2 separate regions of the Homo sapiens genome follow, and region 1 is linked to region 2. Evidence: chromatin loops called from intact Hi-C (ENCODE). Cell type or tissue: chondrocyte. All regions are shown on one strand. Links, peaks and the distances in the headings refer to the core of each region. The heading gives the core; the rest is flanking DNA.

Region 1 (2,850 bases), core at 1-2,500, 98 kb after region 2:
ACACCCAGATCCTGGTGAATAGCACACTAGCAAAACTGCGTGTGATGGCATCTAGCTGATAAAGATGAGAGAAGCCCTGGGACATGAGAGCAGCAGAGAGCTTCCCTTTGTGATTCATCTTTCCACTGAATAACTGAGAAAATAGGGCCAAGGGAAACCACTATGTTTCTCCCAAGTCCTAGAGTTAACTTGGGAAGAGGCTTGGAGATGCTGTGAGAGGAATACAGTGGGAAAAACTGCAGACATTTTCCCAGATTGGGGACTGAGAGCAGGATGCCACTTTTAATCTGGGTGCATACAAAATCAGTCATTCACCTCTTAGGGAGGGGGAGAAGGAGAAAGCAAAAAAATTATTATAGGGAAAGACAGAAGAAAAACTACTACCCACATGAAAGTAATACAAACATTAGAAGTGCCAGCATCTCCAGATGAGAGGGAACCAACGCAGGATTTCTGGCACCATTAAAAAATCTGAATGTAGTGATATAACCAAAGGATCACACTATCTCTCCAGCAATGGTCCCTAACCAAAATGGAAACTCAGAAATGACAGAAAAAGAATTCAAAGTACAGGTTTCAAGGAGGCTCAGTGAAATTCAAGACGAGATTGAAAATCAACACAAAGAAGCATCTAAAGCAATCCAGGAAATGAAGGAAGAGATAAGCATCTTCAAAATAAATCAATCAGAGCTTCTGGAATTGAAAAACTCACTTAAGAAATTTTAAAATAGAATTGAAACGTTTATCAATAGACTGGACAAAGCAAAAAAAGAATTTCAGAGCTTGAAGACCGGTCTTTCAAAATAATGCAGTCAGACAAAAATAAAGAAAAAAGAATTTAAAAAATTAACAGCGTCTTTGAGAAACATGGGATTTTGTAAAGGGACCAAACTTATGAATTACTGGCATTCCTGAGAGAAAAGCAGAAAAAGTTAACAACCTAGAAACCATATTTGAGGGAATAATTTAAATTCTTTTTCTAATCTTGGTAGAGAGGTATGTTTCGAGATACAAGAAATCCGGAGAACATCTACAAGAGCCTATACAAAATGAACATCAGCAAGCATATCACCACCAGGCTGTCCAAGGTCAACACTAAAGAAAAATATCAAGGGCAGCTAGAGAAAAAGCTCTGACCACAAATAAAGGAGACCTCATCAAGTTAACAGCAGACTTCTCAGCAAAAAAAACCTTACAAGCCAGGAGAGACTGGGGCCTATTTTCAGCACTAAAAAAATTTCAACCTAGAACTTCATATTCTGCTAAACTAAGCTTCAGAAGTGAAGGAGAAATAAAATCTTCTCTGAATTAGCAAACATTAAGGGAATTGGCTACCAACAGACCAGCCTTATAAGAGATCCTTAAGAGTGTTAATAAAATTTAAGAACTATATCTGCTATATCTACCTGCTACTACAAAAATACACTGAAGTACATAGACCAAAGACCCTATAAAGCAACCACATAATAGAAACTACAAAGCAAGCATCTAGCAACTTCAATATAGGATCAAAACCTCACCTATCAATGTTAACCTTGACTCTAAAGAATTTAAACACCCCCATTTAAAATGTACAGATTGGCAAGTTGGATAAAATAAAAACAAAAGAAAACAAGCAAGAGAAAGAAGTTAAAATTATCCAAATAATAAATTAAAGAAATTAAAAAGATCCAGATAAGAAGATGATAAGTTGAACTATCTCTCTTTACTGATTATATGTTTCCATACCTAGAAAACCCTAAGGACTCTGTCAAAAGCTTCTAGAAATGATAAACAACTTCAGCAGTGTTTCAGGATACAAATTAAATGTACCAATATTAGTAGCATTCAAGATGGGAACCAAATCAAGAATGCAATCTCATTTACAATAGCCACAAGAAAATAAAATAAAATAAAATACATCTAACCAAGAAGATGAAAGATCTCTGCAAGGAGAACCACAAAACATTGCTGAAAGAAATCACAGATGACACTAACAAATAGAAAATCATTACATGCCCATGGGTTGGAAGAATCAATATAATTAAAATGGTCATACTGCTCAATGTACTCTACAAATTCAGTGCAGTATTCCTATCAAAATACCAAGGACTTTTTTCATAGAAGTAGAAAAAATATTCTAAAATTCAAATGGAACCATAAAAGAACTAGAATTGTCCAAGCAATCCTAAGCAAAAAGAACCAAGTCAGAGGCATCACATTACCTGACTTCAAACTATACCATAAGGCCACAGTAACCAAAACAGCATAGTACTGGTGCAAAACAGACACATAGACCAGTGAAACATAACAGAGAACCCAGAAATAAAGCTTCACTCCTACAGCCATCTGATCTTCCACAAAGTCAACAAAAATAAGCAATGGGGAAAGAACTTCCTATTCAATAAATGGTGCTGGGATAGCTGACTAACCATATGCAGAAGAATGAAACTAGACCCCTACCTTTGTCACCATATACAATAACTAATTCAAGATGGATTAAAGATTTAAATGTAAGACCTCAAACTATAAGAATCCTAGAAGAAAGCCTCAGAAACATCATTCTGAACATAGACCTTGGGAAAAAAATTATCCATGAAAAGCAATTGCAACAAAAACAAAAATTGACAAGTGGGACCTAATTAAACTGAAGAGCCTTTACACAGCAAAAGAAACTATCAACAGAGTAAACAGACAACCTACAGAATGGGAGAAAATATTCACAAACTGTAAATCCAGCAAAGGTCTAACATCCAGAATCTACAGAAACTAAAGCAGCTGAACAAGCAAAAAACAAGTGATCCCATTTTTAAAAACAGGCCAAAGATATGAACAAACACTTCTCAAAAGAAGACATACATGTGGCCAACA
Region 2 (2,915 bases), core at 325-2,824:
GGAGAAGTATTATTATTTTTTTATTTTGATAGTCCTTTAGCAAATAACAGAAAGGGAAGGCGATTATGTGTTGGTGTATTTGTTGGGGGTGTGTGTGTGTTGTGTGTAAGGCAGGTTAGAAATGTAAGGAGGGTGCCCTAGGAGGATGAGGGAAAGCATTAGGTTGGTAATTCTTTTTTGTATGTATCATCCAACCACCTCCATTTTCTAAATTATTCATGGGGAGTCTCCTTGTTCACTAGCTTGGTCTGACTATTTGATATTTCAGATTTCTTAAGGTACACCAGGATGGAGCTGGCCATGACTGCTGAGAAGGTAATTGTTATCTTAACTCTGGATATAAGAACTAGATGTGTCAAAGAAAGGTAGCTCTCCATTTGCCTTTCTTTTATTTCTTTCTTTTTTTAATGTGTTTTGCTTTTTCTACTTTTTTCATAAGGGGAAACACTTTGGAGAAAAGCAAATGCCATATTTATAGTAATATTAAATACTAATCTGAAGGTAATGTTTCCCCCCAGATTTTCAGAGAAATAAATGAATGAAAAAGGTGGTAATTTTATTTTGAATGAGGCGACTGCACAATGAAAAATATTAACTACTGGAATGCAGTTTCCAGCTTGCAGATTCTAATCCCTACCCCTGTATACACAAGACATAAATCGTGAAATTCTTTTTTAGAATAGAAATGAAGCCACCTGTTTCTTTTCCTCCACCATTATATCTTCTTTTGATTTTATGTTATTTCATTTTATTTTTGCTACCTACCCTTATTTAAAGAACACATAGAATGAATTACCTCTTGTTTTCGGAAATAAGAAGCTAAGGCTTTCCAATTAATGTGTTGGTTCACTTGGGATCTTTTTCCTTCAGAATGCATTTGCTAGGGGAAAGTATTGTATTAAATTGTCTTGGGTAAATTGTAGAAAATTTAATGTTTCCTTTACTGTGCTATTGATTACTTTTATTTATAAGTTGGTCAGATTGATAGCCTTTAGTTATAAGAAAGCAGTAATTTTTTTACCCATATGCACATTTCCCCTTTTGTTCACAGAAGCACATGTCCAGATGATAATTCACGCACAGTTACAGGTTCCCCTCCCCAAAGTGGAACGTATTATTAATAAAATAATGTTAAGGAGCAGAAACTTGCACGATGTGTGTAAATTTTTTCCCACACTCAACAACGGCACAAGCTTCTTGACCCTTCGGTCTTAAGGTTCATATTCATAATGGAGCTTTTTAAGGGACATTTGGCCTCTTGCAAAAAAGTAGAGCATTTTGCACATTCCATGGTTTGGCAAAGTCAGAACTGGTTATTTTCTCTAGACCGGTATCAAGTTCTTCTCAGGCATATGATTTCACTTGAAGTCCTGCCCAGGAATCCTTCAAAGTGAGCGTTTGTCCCGCTCTCATGATGTCAGGCGGTTTTCCCTGCATCTGTAATTTGAAGAAAAATAAACAAACCTGCGGGGAACAAACGCCACGGAAACCCAAACAGAACTCCGTGGGGAGCGAGGGTCTCACCTGCGGCAGGCGCGGGAGAGGGGCACGGGCACGGTCTCCCCTGCGTGGGTGGCGGGCCCGGCTCGCGCGGTGGGGAGAATGACGATGTCCGTATCTCCTTCGGTTTGCGTGGAAGGCCCCCAGCCCCGCGTCTGGCCGCTGCTAGGAGGCGGCGGTGCCAAGTGTCAGCGGTAGCAAGGGGAGCAATAGCAACAGATTCAGGCAAAGGCCCAACCTCGAATTTCCGGAGACAGGCCCACATTAGCGACAGACAGGGGTCGGGCGGGGATCCCCGGGGGCCACTTTTGCAGAATTTTCCGCTTATATGTCGTAAAGAGTGCGCCGCCCCCAGCACCAGTGAAAGTGGAAGGAAAGTGCACTGGCAAAGTGGAAGGAGAAATCGGTTTCTTCATATTTTCTCAAAGCCGGCAATCCCACTATTTCTCAGAAACCTTCCAACTCTTTGAGAGCCCACGAATGTGCAAATAGGAGGATTATTAACTATCTTTATTTACTGGACAGCAAAGGATAGACCCAGTTTAAATTAAAAAAAAAAAAAAAACGACATGGGATACATTTTCCATTTTCCCCTCGCTTTTGTCTCAAGGCCTAAGGACGTGAGCCCACTTAATGTTCTTAGCAAATCAAAGCACGTGTCCTTTGAAGAAGGTGTGTAATTGGAGTTTAAGGCATGTATGGAATTCCCAGATGTCTATAAAGTAAGAAGGAGCATGTGGCAGGTCACTGGAAGGTGGAGCAGGTTAAAATCACTGGCACAGAGGAGCCCCCTTTAGATTCTCCTTCTTTGTAAGGACCAACGAGATAAGCCTTCTGAAAGGTTGGGATGGGATCATGATGAATATTCAGCTTCTGGAATCAGAGTCATAGTAACCATGGTAAAAAGCACATGGTCAGAAAACCTCAAAGAAAACACTCAATTATAGCCGGGATTTTGTGGGCGCCCTGCAACGAGATCGTTTGGGGTTTGCTGCAGGGAGAGCCTGCAACAGCCTCCTTTCTTGTTTACGTGGACTCTTTTCTTTTCCTTCTATTTTTTTTTTCTCTCACCCGCTCTCAAGTTTGTGGATGTGTCCTCCTCCTTCGTGCGATTTAGGCTGAAGTCAGAGGAACAAAATTCTAGATTAGGAAAAGAAAAAACAACTCTAAAAGCATTCATTCCAGAAGGCAGCCTTCTTGGGGGAGGGGAGATTTCCAGCAAGTGAAATTAAGTTTCTGTAAAACATGAAGTTTGCGTATCTACCAGAGAGGGAAATCTCACGAAATGACTACCACCAAAATCAGCTGCTCTTTTATTTCACTTTATTGAGGAATATATAGATGTATAAGGGACTATCGAACCTAAGTGTGAGTTTGTATGGAGTAGTCGGCAGTTTTCCTTTTGGTTTGGTTTT

The links. Hi-C counts contacts between places; a loop is a spot of excess contacts. Peaks named below come from ENCODE experiments on the same cell type or tissue, not always from the same donor. Only the 100,000 strongest peaks of a DNase experiment are listed, where the experiment ranks them.
Region 1: a loop joins it to region 2, with 2.6 times the contacts of the local background. A loop is called at or near these places in 2 of 110 quality-filtered maps.

What each region holds. Positions count from the first base shown.
Region 1 is chr7:19,013,491-19,016,340 of GRCh38, reverse strand. No RefSeq gene overlaps it. Among named protein-coding and RNA genes, the nearest start is that of TWIST1, 100 kb to the left of the region's middle. In chondrocyte, for the core only: a CTCF peak has its summit at 1,055; no DNase peak of the experiment used is centred there.
Region 2 is chr7:19,111,277-19,114,191 of GRCh38, reverse strand. LOC124901597 (a long non-coding RNA gene) reads right to left here. Exons shown (of 3, transcript XR_007060241.1): 2 at 1,525-2,640; 3 at 947-1,437. It also overlaps a transcript of TWIST1 not described here. Among named protein-coding and RNA genes, the nearest start is that of TWIST1, 4.9 kb to the left of the region's middle. In chondrocyte, for the core only: no CTCF peak of the experiment used is centred there; a DNase peak (open chromatin) is centred at 1,681.